4 separate regions of the Homo sapiens genome follow, and all the other regions are linked to region 1. The links are chromatin contacts, found by Hi-C or POLR2A ChIA-PET in ENCODE. All regions are on one chromosome and are shown on one strand. The core of a region is the stretch at or near the end of the contact, and the rest is flanking DNA. Distances in the headings are between cores, read along the strand shown.

Evidence for each region. A loop is a pair of places that touch in the nucleus more often than their neighbours do. ChIA-PET counts read pairs that join two places held with the same protein, here RNA polymerase II (POLR2A). Pooled maps may share reads with other maps.
Region 2: a loop to region 1 is called in a map of naive thymus-derived CD4-positive, alpha-beta T cell, with 13 times the contacts of the local background. The contact joins the promoter of GNG3 here to the promoter of ATL3 in region 1. A Hi-C loop is called at or near these places in 1 of 168 maps with a recorded cell type or tissue (naive thymus-derived CD4-positive, alpha-beta T cell) and 6 of 50 pooled maps. POLR2A ChIA-PET finds 5 or more read pairs at or near these places in 1 of 52 experiments (A549).
Region 3: a map of gastrocnemius medialis shows a loop between it and region 1 (3-fold over the local background). The contact joins the promoter of STIP1 here to the promoter of ATL3 in region 1. A Hi-C loop is called at or near these places in 5 of 168 maps with a recorded cell type or tissue (CD4-positive, alpha-beta memory T cell, CD8-positive, alpha-beta T cell, gastrocnemius medialis and 1 more), 2 of 37 single-sample maps with no recorded cell type and 15 of 50 pooled maps. POLR2A ChIA-PET finds 5 or more read pairs at or near these places in 4 of 52 experiments (GM10248, HEK293, MCF 10A and 1 more).
Region 4: a pooled map shows a loop between it and region 1 (8-fold over the local background). The contact joins the promoter of ZBTB3 here to the promoter of ATL3 in region 1. A Hi-C loop is called at or near these places in 1 of 37 single-sample maps with no recorded cell type and 6 of 50 pooled maps. POLR2A ChIA-PET finds 5 or more read pairs at or near these places in 2 of 52 experiments (OCI-LY7 and activated CD4-positive, alpha-beta memory T cell).

Annotation. Positions count from the first base shown.
Region 1 is chr11:63,669,968-63,672,868 of GRCh38, reverse strand. It overlaps ATL3 (atlastin GTPase 3), which reads left to right and starts at 1,493. Exons shown (of 13, transcript NM_015459.5): 1 at 1,493-1,579. The coding sequence starts at 1,534. RefSeq lists enhancers at 977-1,086, 1,127-1,626, 1,627-2,128 and silencers at 1,177-1,296, 1,617-1,676, 1,707-1,966.
Region 2 is chr11:62,706,426-62,709,320 of GRCh38, reverse strand. GNG3 (G protein subunit gamma 3) reads right to left here and starts at 1,645. Exons shown (of 3, transcript NM_012202.5): 1 at 1,406-1,645; 2 at 927-1,026; 3 at 120-643. The coding sequence starts at 1,025. The coding sequence ends at 515. BSCL2 (BSCL2 lipid droplet biogenesis associated, seipin) reads left to right here and starts at 1,897. Exons shown (of 11, transcript NM_001122955.4): 1 at 1,897-2,212. The coding sequence starts at 2,126. HNRNPUL2-BSCL2 (HNRNPUL2-BSCL2 readthrough (NMD candidate)) reads left to right here. Exons shown (of 24, transcript NR_037946.1): 14 at 1,997-2,212. RefSeq lists enhancers at 1-1,193, 2,513-2,895 and a silencer at 2,854-2,895.
Region 3 is chr11:64,184,887-64,187,985 of GRCh38, reverse strand. It overlaps STIP1 (stress induced phosphoprotein 1), which reads right to left and starts at 1,815. Exons shown (of 14, transcript NM_006819.3): 1 at 1,716-1,815. The coding sequence starts at 1,724. It overlaps LOC124902686 (a long non-coding RNA gene), which reads left to right and starts at 2,305. Exons shown (of 2, transcript XR_007062712.1): 1 at 2,305-3,099. RefSeq lists silencers at 1,603-1,662, 2,363-2,502 and an enhancer at 2,623-2,692.
Region 4 is chr11:62,752,700-62,755,625 of GRCh38, reverse strand. It overlaps ZBTB3 (zinc finger and BTB domain containing 3), which reads left to right and starts at 1,466. Exons shown (of 2, transcript NM_001370809.1): 1 at 1,466-1,662; 2 at 1,911-2,926. The coding sequence starts at 1,962. RefSeq lists enhancers at 178-1,055, 1,936-2,813.

The DNA.
Region 1 (2,901 bases), core at 244-2,743:
ACAAAACAGACAAAAATTCCTATCTGTTTGGAACTTACATTCAGTGGGAAGAGACAAACACAATGAAAGGTAAAACATAAGTCAGATAGTAGCAGGAAGTCTTTTTTTTTTTTTTTTTTTTTGAGATGGAGTCTTGCTCTTTCTCCCAGGCTGGAGTGCAGTGGTGCCATCTCCACTCAATGCAACCTCTCCTGCCTCAGCCTCCCGAGTAGCTGGGATTACAGGCGCCTGCCACCACGCCTGGTTAATTTTTTGTATTTTTAGAAGAGATGGGGTTTCACCATGTTAGCCTGGCTGGTCTTGAACTCCCGACCTCAGGTGATCCAACCACCTCAGCCTCCCAAAGTGCTGGGATTACAGGCGTGAGCCACCGCGCCTGGCCAAGTGGTATGAAGTCTTTTGGAGAAAAGTAATGCAGGGAAAAGGAGCAGAGAATGCTGGGATGTGCGTGCAAGTTTTTTTTTTTTTTTTTTGATGGAGTTTTGCTCCTGTTGCCTACGCTGGTGTGCAATGGTGCGATCTCGGCTCACTGCAACCTCCGCCTCCTGGGTTCAAGCGATTCTCCTGTTCAGCCTCTGGACTAGCTGGGATTACAAGCGTGCGCCACTACGCCTGGCTAATTTCGTATTTTTAGTAGAGACGGGGATTCTCCATGTTGGTCAGGCTGGTCTCGAACGCCCACGACCTCAGGTGATCCACCCGCCTCGGCCTCCCAAAGTGCTGGGATTACAGGCGTGAGGCACGGCGCCCGGCCTGGACTTCTTACATTAGCTATCAGAGCGGTGATGGTGCGCATCAGCCATGGCCAGGGACAGGAATATAGGGAGATGATAATAAAGGTGGTAATGAAGTCACGGCCACCTGCCCTTATGAAGTCAAAATCATTAAAGACCCAGTGACGTTCATGCCATCCAGGGTTGAGGCCTCTCTTCTGCCCACCTGTGGTCCCAGGCCTAGTTAAACACCAAAGCTGTCTCTCACACTGGTGGTTCCAGGATAAAGCCTCGGCCTGGGGCCTGGTCTGCACGTTAGGCGCCGGCCGCAGCTCGCAGGAGGACCCGAGCCAGCCCGCCCCTTCCCGCACAGCCTGCTGGGAGTTGTAGTTCAGTCGTCGGAGAACCACGCCAAGCCCCGCCCCAGATGAGTGCGCAGTATGAGGACCGCTGGCCGGGACCCAGTGAGCGCGGGACTACAATTCCCAAAGGACGGTAGCACTCAGCGCCCCGCCAACAGGTACCCGGCGGCTCGCTTCGCGCACACGCGGCAGGCGGTGGCGGGATTCTGCCGCGTGCGCTTTCCCGCCCCGCCTCGCCTAGCCTCGTCCTGCGCTCGCCACGCCTCGGGCTGTCCGTTGGGCCACGCAGACCGCGCTGCGCTCGCTCCGTCGCGGCTCCGCGTGCCCCACCTTCTGGCTAGTTTTTTCTAGAGCCCAGGCTCCGCCCGTTTCCCGCTTCCAGGGCCCGGTTCGTTCCCGCCCGCACCCGTCCCTCTCCTCTGCACCCCTGCTGCTTCTGCTTTGAAGGCGGAGGCTCCATGTTGTCCCCTCAGCGAGTGGCAGCAGCTGCCTCAAGAGGAGCAGGTGAGGCGCCGATTTTCCCTGGATCGCCCCGCGGCCACCCCCGCCGCCTTCCCTGCTGTAGTTCTGAAAAGAACCCCCGCCCGCGCCGCCGCCCTTCCTCGTCCCGGGGCTGGGACCGCGCGTCCCTCGCCGGGGTCACTCGGTTTCCGAATTTGTGGTGGGGGGGCCCCTCTTCGGGCCCAGCTGGTCCAGCGAGGGCGGCACCTTCCTTACTTTTCGGCCGGGGGCGGCCGCCGTCAGGGCTCGGGCCCTGGTGCCGCCGGGGGCTCCTCCAGCTCCTCCCCTGGGCTGCAGCTGCCCCTGGGCGGCCCAAGGGCCGGTGGTCCCCGTGGGCGGCGTCCGGAGCTTCGGCCCCGCCGAGCCCCGCCCTGGGCAGAGCCGGGCGCCCCAGGGCGCTGCCCCTCCGTGCCCGGGCACTCAGCGCCCTCTCTGGTCGGAGAATCGGGGCCTGGATGGAGCGGGAAGGTGAATGCTGGTTTATTTGGCCTTTCTGGAAGTGCTGGAAGGCTGCGAAGTGTCTTGGAAGCTTTATTTTTATCCTAACGACCTTGAGGCACTGACCACAAGTATTAGGAAAGTTGGTTTTCAACCCATACTTAACGCTGTAAAGAATTGGTCTAAATTGGTTTTTCGTAAGTTAGTGCTTTTGGCACAGTACGTTGTTCTTTTGCTTTCCCGAAGACATGAAACATAGTGAAAGTATTAAAAACCAAATAAGGAGTCACCGTGTATTCACGGATCTGATTTAGTCTGTCATTTTACTTGGCTTTATTCTAGTGTAATGTGTGTGCTGTTGAAATGACCGTTTCACTTGCGAAATCGAAGAGCAAAAAGGAAAAGAACAGTGAAGAATTTTTAAATGAGTCTCAGTTCTCAAATTCAAATACGAAGCAATGGAACGTTTTGTCAGTCTTAGAATAACGGACCAAAAATGTACGATTTCACATATTGGCTTACTTTTGGAGATTTAAGAAGCATAACCTACGGAGTACTAATCCCTGTCAAGAATTTAGCATTGCAACATAGGTACTGAAATTCAAATTAGTGCTTTTTTTTTTCCATTCCCACAGAGATTAGCTTGTACTCCAGAAATTCCTGTTGCCGCTCTAACACCTGTAAACACTTGGCTGAGAAGGATCTCAGTATTGCAGTAGTCCAGCACATTGTTTTATTATTATTTTTTGAGACGGAGTTTTGCTCTGGTCACCCAGGCTGGAGTGCAATGGCGCGATCTCGGCTGATTGCAACCTCCGCTTCCTGGGTTCAAGCAATTCTTCTGCCTCATCCTCCCGGGTAGCTGGGATTACAGGCGCTCTCCACCA
Region 2 (2,895 bases), core at 396-2,895, 960 kb after region 1:
CTCTGATCTCCGATCCTTGACGATGTCTAGCCTGCATTGATTGGCCCTTTTCCCTGGGTATGGCAGATCTATTGCTTGATGATCCTCTCCCCCCAAGAATTCTAACACAGGAGCTGTCCTGAGGCTCTGGATGACTTTATTCTTCAAATGGCTTTACCCTCCCAGTAGCTCCAGGTGAGACTGAGAGCAAGAACCTGGCCCATCCCTCTCCATTGTCTGAGCAGGTCACCGAGGGAAGCGGGCAGGACGCGCTGGCAGAGTCTGACGGGGCCCTGCTGTGGGTGGAGCAAAGGGTGCCTCATATCTCTGGGGTGCTTGGGGTCGGCCACAAAGGTGGTAGGAAATGGGGTCGACAGATAGGTGAGGGTGGGCCTTGTGCTTCAGATAACCTCACATGGTCAGGCAAGGGTTAGGGATGGGATGCAAGGAGCCTAAGGGGCTCACAACAATTACTGACCTAAGGAAGGGCCCAGGAGAGGGAAAAGGGAGGAGTTGTGAGAAGGGACAGGGGAGCTCAGAGGAGAGCACAGAAGAACTTCTTCTCCCGGAAGGGGTTCTCCGAAGTGGGCACAGGGGTGATGAGGGGATCCTCACAGGCGTGGGCATCACAGTAAGTCATCAGGTCTGCTGCTGCCTTGGACACCTGGGACACAGCCAGGAAGGGTATTGTTAGCCAGGACCTCTGAAGGGGACTGCAGCCTCCCTCCCCAAATGGGTTCTCTTTTGCCATCTCCAGGGCTCCTTACGACTTGTCTTCTCCCTCATCCCCCCCAGAGGCCTGGGGACAGCTCTCTCTACAGAGCCCCAGACTCCTCCCCTGACCTCAGGGAGTGAAGGAAAGAACGCATCTCTTATCTTGAGCTTTGGGAACCTGCAGCACAGCACAGCCTGGCCAACTAATGGGAGCCAGCCAGGGTCCCACCTACCTTTATCCGACACAAGCTGGCTTCAATCTTAAGCTGTTCCACCATCTTGCGTGCTTGCCCAATACTCATAGTGCTGTTCACCGGGGTCTCACCTTTCATCCTGGAAAAAAGAGGGACCTCTCAGAGCACAGTCTCAGCTGGAGGCCCCCCTCCATGCTCACTCCACACCAACCTTTACAAGGCTGTGGTCATACCCCAATATTTTGTTCCCCTCCTATCCTCCTCCTCCTCCTCCAGTGGACTGTCTCATCCCTGTATTCCTCATGGAAAAAAATAGGGTGGGATGAGGTGCTCCCCAAACTCCCTCATGGCCTGGGCCACAGATCATTAAACCTTACACAAATGATTTAAGGCTTTTCAGCCCTTCAAACCATGTGTGTTCCCAGCTCTGAAGACCTCAACCAACCCTGATGAGGAGGGCACATCACCCCTGTCTGCTCCAGTGAGCCCCAACAGGAGAAAAACAGGCCATTACTTACCTGAAGCCACAAGCGGCAGTAGCAGCCCTGGGTGTAGGGTCAGTGGAGGGTACCAAAACCTTCTGCCTGAAATGGGTGCCCCACCCAGTAGGGAGTTGCAGCTGAAAGTATCTGATGCAGAAGCAGTGACTATACGAAAGGAGGCCCCTGGGGAGGGCCAGGCCAGAGGTCTGGTCTCAGTTTCTGCAGCTCAAGCACTGTCTGGATGGCTGGTACCTGAAGGATGAAGGATGCTAGAAGGAGCTGCTCAGATCCTGGAGCATACCAACTGCCTGGCCAGTGGGGGAGCCTAGCTGCCTGCATCCCTGCGCACACCCCCACTGTCGCTAGTTCACTGCCTGCCCCTCCCCCATTGCAGGCATCCTGACTCTGGGCTAGAGACCTCCCCAACAGAGCTGAGGCCAAGGCCGACTCCCCCTCTCAAATGGCGTGGTCTGGGCCTATGACGGCCCCTGCAGTGGAGTCTGTACTGGCTGCGGGGGACCCTGCTCATTTGAAAATCTGACATCAGCTGGGCAGTCGCCCCCCTCCTCCTTTCCTCCCTCTACTCTGACACAGCACTTAGCACCTGAATCTTCGTTTCTCTCCCAGGGACCCTCCATTTTCCATATCCAGGAAAATGTGATGCGCCACAGGTATCAGCGTCTGGATCGCCACTTCACGTTTTAGCCACAAGTGACTCAGTGGAAGATCCAGAGTCAACAGAGGCTCGTCAGGAAGATGTCTACAGAAAAGGTAGACCAAAAGGAGGAAGCTGGGGAAAAAGAGGTGTGCGGAGACCAGATCAAAGGACCGGACAAAGAGGAGGTAGGGGCCCTTGTGGGGACAGTCAGCAGAAATATACTGGAAATAGGTGGGCTGGCGTGAAGGGGGCGGGGGGATGGATTGGTTTTAAGAATTTCATTCATTTTGAATAGATTACTTCCCACGCCCGCAGCAGTGTGCAAAGATGTACACAACACTGGCCTTGCCTCTGAAGGACTTTATCTGGGGTGATTAGACGTCTACAAAATAGAAGACTGCCAAAAGCTAGTCTAGATAATGTGCTGTGGGGACTCTGAGGGAGAGTGTATCCAGTTAGGGTCAGAGGAGGTCCACAATGCTACCACGCTGGGAACAGGGCACTAATCTGCCTGCGCAACAACGCAAGAGGCCCAGGTTGCCGCAAACTGCAACATGCTCTAGGCGAATGCCCCCGCCTTAGATGCCTACAGGTCCTAGGAGCTGTGGGCGATAAAAATCAGCGCCAGCTGGATGACCGCCTCACTCGGCCGCTTCGCGGGTGAAATGGCCTGTGGTGAAGGTGTGCACGGAGGGCTGTGATTGCAGTCTCAAGGGAGAGCCGAGCGGAGGCTGCAGTCAGCGCATCCCCTGGGGCACATCTTGGGGCCTGCAGGGAGGCAGGCGTCTTTCCCCTTTGGTCACGGTAACCGGAGGGAAACCTGCCGCAGAGAGAGCCAGTGGCGAGCGCAAGGAGACAGCGACCTCGC
Region 3 (3,099 bases), core at 566-3,065, 510 kb before region 1:
TATGGCCCAGGCTGGAGTGCAGTGGCGCAATCTCGGCTCACTGCAAGCTGCCCCCAGGGTTCACGTCATTCTCCTGCCTCAGCCTCCCGAGTAGCTGGGACTACAGGCTCCCGCCACCACGCCCGGCTAATTTTTCTTCTGTATTTTTAGTAGAGACGGGGTTTCACTGTGCTAGCCAGGATGGTCTCGATCTCCTGACCTCGTGATCCGCCTGCCTCGGCCTCCCAAAGTGCTGGGATTACAGGCTGAGCCACGGTGCCCGGCCCCAGATCCTTTCTTAAAGGTAAAAGAGCAACGTCTTATTCCAGAAATCTTTTCCTCACCTATACTACAGCCCATTTAACCCTAGATACAACTGAAATATTATATGGGCACAAAAAAGTTTACTAACTTCATTTCCACTCTTTTTAATACAGCAAGGAAGCTCGAGCTTTGCCTAAAGCAGCAACTGCTACAAGAGACCAAAGGCTCAGCTCTGTAGCTCACACCAAAAAAAGGATGGTAGTCACTAGTCCATCGAGATGTCTTATTTAAGGGGAGAGTGTGGGCGATCTTAGTTTTATGGCCCTGAAGTAAGAACCAGATACCAGGTATAGTTTCAGAATTGTCACCCCCAAGTGTTATGGGCCCGGAGCGAAGACAGTAGTACTCCCGAGCGGGAGGATGATTTCTCGGAGGTTGGTAGAGGTTTCTTGGAGGTTGTTTTGTCCTTTTTCTTCCGATGAATCATTACAGCTCAATGACAGCTTCAAATCGAACAAAACCTCTAGGCCTTTCATAACCGCAAGCTACTGAGGACATAACCAAGTCACTGAAAGGAAGCAGCAACCGCTTCAAACTCGGCCCCTCAAATGCTCAGTAGAGGCCCATAACTTCCAGCGGTTGATCTCTGTAAATTGTCTACAACCACCCCCGGGTCGTCAGAAACCCATCTTTCAGACCCACCTTTCGGAAGTGTTGGTCCTCGGTCACTCGACAATCACACACACAAGCATACAAAAAGAGGGGGAGGGGCCGCAATACATTTGTAAAACACTGTCAGAGATGGAATTCGTCCCAAGGACTTTTGCGGCACCCTTCCCTTTCCCGCATCAGGTAGAGTCGGTCTGTCGCTCCTCAGACCCCCGCTCAACGCTCTCCCACCCTGACCTTCTCAGATGTAGAAGAGTAACATTTGCCCCAACTGCATCCCAGGCTGCTAAGATCCTCGGCTACTCCCAGTGTATCCCCGTCCCCGCTCCCTGGATCCGTCCAAGTTCCTCGTGGCTAAGTCCCGAGCGGTTTCTCCGTCGGCCGTCTGAGATCTCCCGGAGGGCTACCTCGCGGGTGCGGACCCCGGCCCCCGGCCCACCTCCACCCCGCCCCCTGCGGCCCGCACCCTCCCCAACATGGCCCGCAGCCGCCCCCTCGGGACGCCTTCAGGGCCCGGTCGCGACCCCTCTTCCCGCCGCCGGCCGGACTCACCCAAGCTGTGGCCTCCGCCGGGCCCTCCTCGCCCAACCAGGGGGCGATGGGCGCTCCCCGCGGCCGGCCTCGCTAAAGATCCCGCTCCCGCCCGCCGCCCGCGGCCCTCACCTCCCCGCCGCCGCCCCGTCCGGCCCCAGCGCCGAGCTCCGGTCTCCTGGATCCGGCGCCCGCCCCGCCCCCCTACCGCGGCCTGGCCACCGCCGGTCCCCGAGCAGGCTCGGGGCCTCAGCCCGCCCCTCCCCCTTCACCTGCTCCATAGCGCAGCGCGGTCCGGAACCCCGTTGAATCGAATCCGTCCGCTCCGCGTTCCCAACCGCACGCGCCGCCTTCTGGAACCTACTAGAAGCTACCGGGACCCCGGCTCCCGCCCCTTCCTCGCCTGCTCACTGGTCGAGTTCTTCTAGGGGGAATGTCTGTGCTGCTCTACTATTGGCTTGAGGTCCAGCCCATCATCTCCACTTCCTTCTCATTGGACAGCGGGGAGTAATTCCCTCAACCCTGCCTCCCCCGCACCTCAGGATTGGGCGCTCCTCTATAAACCCACCCATCTCAGGCTCCACGAATGGAGGGAGGAGCGAACTTCTGCGACACGGATTGGTCTTTTGCACTGCCAATCGTAGCCGCGCTGGCCGCGCCCATTGGTTCTGATCGTTCTGGAAATTTCCACCTCTCCCATTGGGCTGCCGGACTCCATGTCGGAACCGCCTTCAGAATGAGAGCGATTCCAATTGGGCGGAGGGTTGCCAACTCTTTGCGCTGATTGGTTTAAATCGCTGCCCTTCAAAAGGCCGGGTTTCGCCCCGCCCCTGATATATGGGAGTACCGGCTGCAGTCGGGGTCTGTAGCTGTGTCGCCGGCGGCTGCGGGGCCTCTGGGTTGCTTTCCCTCTCGCTCCCGAGTGCCGCGAGTTCCAGGCGGTCCCCGGGATCGCCAGCGGCACAGGGCCCCAGCCCTTCGCCCGCGCATCGGGATGGGGGTCCTAGCCGGTGGGAGCTGCCTGTCCCTCGAGCGCCAGCTACCCGCGTTGTCCAGCGCTCCGGCCTCGGCCCGGCCCTCCTGCCTCCTGGCTGTTAGGTTCTGAATGTTCCGGAAATGCCACGTGACCGCGAGGGCGCTTGGGCTTGGGCTGGACAGGCCGGGGATCTCACCGCGGCGGGCCCGGCTGTCCCGCTTGGGCGTCCTCAGTGGAACCGCACACCCTTTCTCAGCGCGCCGGTCGTTTGGTCCTGTAGGGCCGAGGGGAATTCGTGCGGTGTTGAGCACGCGGGAAGCACTTAACGAAAGGGAGCTGCCCCTCAGCCCTCGTGAGTCCGATGTAAAGGAGTGAAGGAGACGAAGAACTGAATCAGTAGTTGACCGCCTGTGAGCTGGCGAGCTGTGCCCTGGTAGGGCCTTAAATCCCAGCCCCAGAAGTCGGAGGCAGGGCAGGCACCCCAAAGCGTGGAAGAGATGCACCTGCGGAGTGAAAATGCTGCTATTGCTTCTAGGGTCAGCCTTGGTTCCTGGAACAAAGGAGCCGCATGACTCGGGTCTGGCGATGATGTTGGGCTCTGCAGTGTCCTCATCCTTCCCCCTCTCTGGGTAATGATATCTTCCCAGGGTTTAAAGTGTGTCCTCTCTGCCAGTAGCTTG
Region 4 (2,926 bases), core at 217-2,716, 920 kb after region 1:
GTGAGGATTAGGGCACCGAGTTTACTCCTCTAGTAACACTACCTGGGTCAGACGGGGCAGTTATCAGTGACTCCCAACTTATAGCCTTTTCCTCTGGGTGTGTAGAGACTCTCAAAGATTTCTTCAGTAGACACGGTTTTTGCTTCTTCTCTCCTGTCCTGGGACATTTTATGATCCTGACCCCATTCTTACCCTTCCTACCAGCACCTGCTCAGCACGCTCTGGAAACAAAGAACACTCTATCCTCTCACTGTAAATTGACTGTAGAGTCCAGGCTAGGGACACCACGACATCATCCCTGTAGCTGCTAGTTCTTTCATGCCATCACTGAGCCGGGAGCCCCGGAAACTTAGCTTGGAGGAGTGGAGCAGTAGGGCATCTTAAAATGTTTTTTTGTTTGTTTGTTTTAGATGGAGTTTTGCTCTGTCTCCCAGGCTGGAGTGCAGTGGCGCTATCTTGGCTCACTGCAACCTCTGCCTCCTGGGTTCAAGAGATTCTCCTGCCTCAGCCTCCCTAGAAGCTGGGATTTCAGGCACGCGCCACCATGCCCAGCTGATTTTTGTATTTTTAGTAGAGATGGGGTTTCACTATGTTGGCCAGGCTGCTCTTGAACTCCGGACCTCAAGTGATCTGCCCGTCTCAGCCTCCCAAACTGCTGGGATTAAAGGCGTGAGCCACCGAACCCGGCAAATCTTAGAATTTTTGAGAGGAAGGGACCTTCAAGAGACAAACGCAGTTCAGGGACGTGGGGCTATTGCCCACAGTCACCAGTTGGTTCTCTTTTTTTGGGGGGGTGGGGGGATAGGGTCTTACTCTGTCGCCCAGGCTGGAGTGCAGTGGCACGATCTTGACTCACTGCAACCTCCGCCTCCCGGGTTCAAGTGATTCTCCTGCTTCAGCCTCCCCAGTAGCTGGGATTACAGGCGCGCGCCCCCAAGACCTGCTAATTTTTGTATTTTTAGTAGAGACGGGGTTTCAGCATGTTGGCCAGGCTGGTATCGAACTCCTGACCCCAAGTGATCCGCCCTCCTCGGCCTCCCAGAGTCCTGGGATTACAGGCGTGAAGCACTGCGCCTGGCCTAGTTGGTTCTCTTTTTCCCTGTCAGCCTGTAGCGGGAGTGGCTTGCTGTCAGCTCGGGTCCGACACTGCAGGGTTCCCGACCTCCAGCCTCGCCAGGAGAGCGCCGCGTTCAGCGACTCGGAGCCGGGTACCTCCTGCCTGCTGGATTAGGTAGAAGGAGAAGCTCAGCCAATCCTGAGGGCTCGGAGGCAAGGAAGGCGGGACGAAGAGGAAAAGTTGAGGACAGGAGCGTCACCCAATCCAACGCCTGACTGCAAAAGCGATGGCGGCGAGCACCCAATTGTAGACGGCAGTTAGAGGGAGGATGGTTAGTGGAGAGCGGACCAATCCGTGACAGGGGAGGGCAATCTTAAGCCAATTAAAGCTGAGAAGGTGGGAAGGGGCGGAGCTCGCCCTGTGGCTGCTCGGTGGTGGGTGAGGTATCAGCTTTCTCCGCTAGTTCCCACCCTGGTAGTCCTTAGCCCCTGGAATGCGTGAGGGAGATGCTTAGGGAGTTCTCGAAGTGGGGCGTAGAGGCATCGCCTGGCAAGGCCTGGGAGCGAAAAAGATCTCTACTTCGTGGAGCCGTTGGACGCTACCGGGTGGGCATCAAGGAAGCGGAGGGTGGCTAAGGGGCGGGACTTCCGGGGGCAGGGCTTATCGGACGGGGGTGGGGCCTGTTCTAAGGTTAGGCCGAGGTGGGCGGAGCTAATGGGAGAGCTTTGGGTGTGACCTAGGAGAAAGAAGGGCAGTAACTTAAGCGATTGTTTTGGAGTGGCAAGTGATAGTTAAGGGCTGATAAGGTTGCTGGGGAGGTTACCTGTCTTAACTCACTGCCCTTTTTTCTCAGGGAGCCACTGGTGGGGACCTTTTTTGGGCCCCCTTTCCTTCGTGGGGTACTATGGAGTTCCCAGAACACAGTCAGCAGCTGCTGCAGAGCCTCCGGGAGCAGCGGTCCCAGGGTTTCCTTTGTGACTGCACCGTGATGGTGGGTAGTACCCAGTTCTTGGCCCATCGGGCTGTGCTGGCCTCCTGCAGCCCATTCTTCCAGCTTTTCTACAAGGAGCGGGAATTGGACAAGAGGGATCTGGTGTGTATTCACAATGAAATTGTCACAGCCCCAGCCTTTGGGCTGCTTCTGGACTTTATGTATGCTGGCCAGCTGACCCTGAGAGGGGATACCCCTGTGGAGGATGTGCTGGCAGCTGCCAGCTACTTGCACATGAATGACATCGTCAAGGTGTGTAAGCGGCGGCTTCAAGCCCGGGCCCTGGCAGAGGCAGACAGTACCAAGAAGGAGGAGGAAACCAACTCACAGCTTCCTAGTTTGGAGTTTTTGTCTAGTACTTCCCGTGGCACCCAACCTTCGTTGGCATCTGCTGAGACATCAGGCCACTGGGGCAAAGGGGAATGGAAAGGCTCTGCTGCTCCCTCACCTACTGTCCGTCCTCCAGATGAGCCACCAATGTCTAGTGGGGCTGACACTACACAGCCTGGCATGGAGGTTGACGCACCACATCTGCGGGCACCTCATCCACCAGTGGCTGATGTCTCTCTTGCCAGCCCTAGTAGCTCCACTGAGACCATTCCTACAAACTACTTCTCTTCTGGCATCTCAGCAGTTTCATTGGAGCCACTGCCATCTCTTGATGTGGGTCCTGAGAGTCTGAGGGTGGTGGAACCAAAGGATCCTGGAGGACCACTGCAAGGCTTCTATCCCCCAGCCTCAGCCCCAACGTCAGCCCCAGCCCCTGTCTCAGCTCCAGTTCCATCCCAGGCTCCAGCCCCAGCTGAAGCTGAGCTGGTCCAGGTGAAAGTTGAAGCTATTGTGATCTCTGATGAAGAGACTGATGTGTCAGATGAACA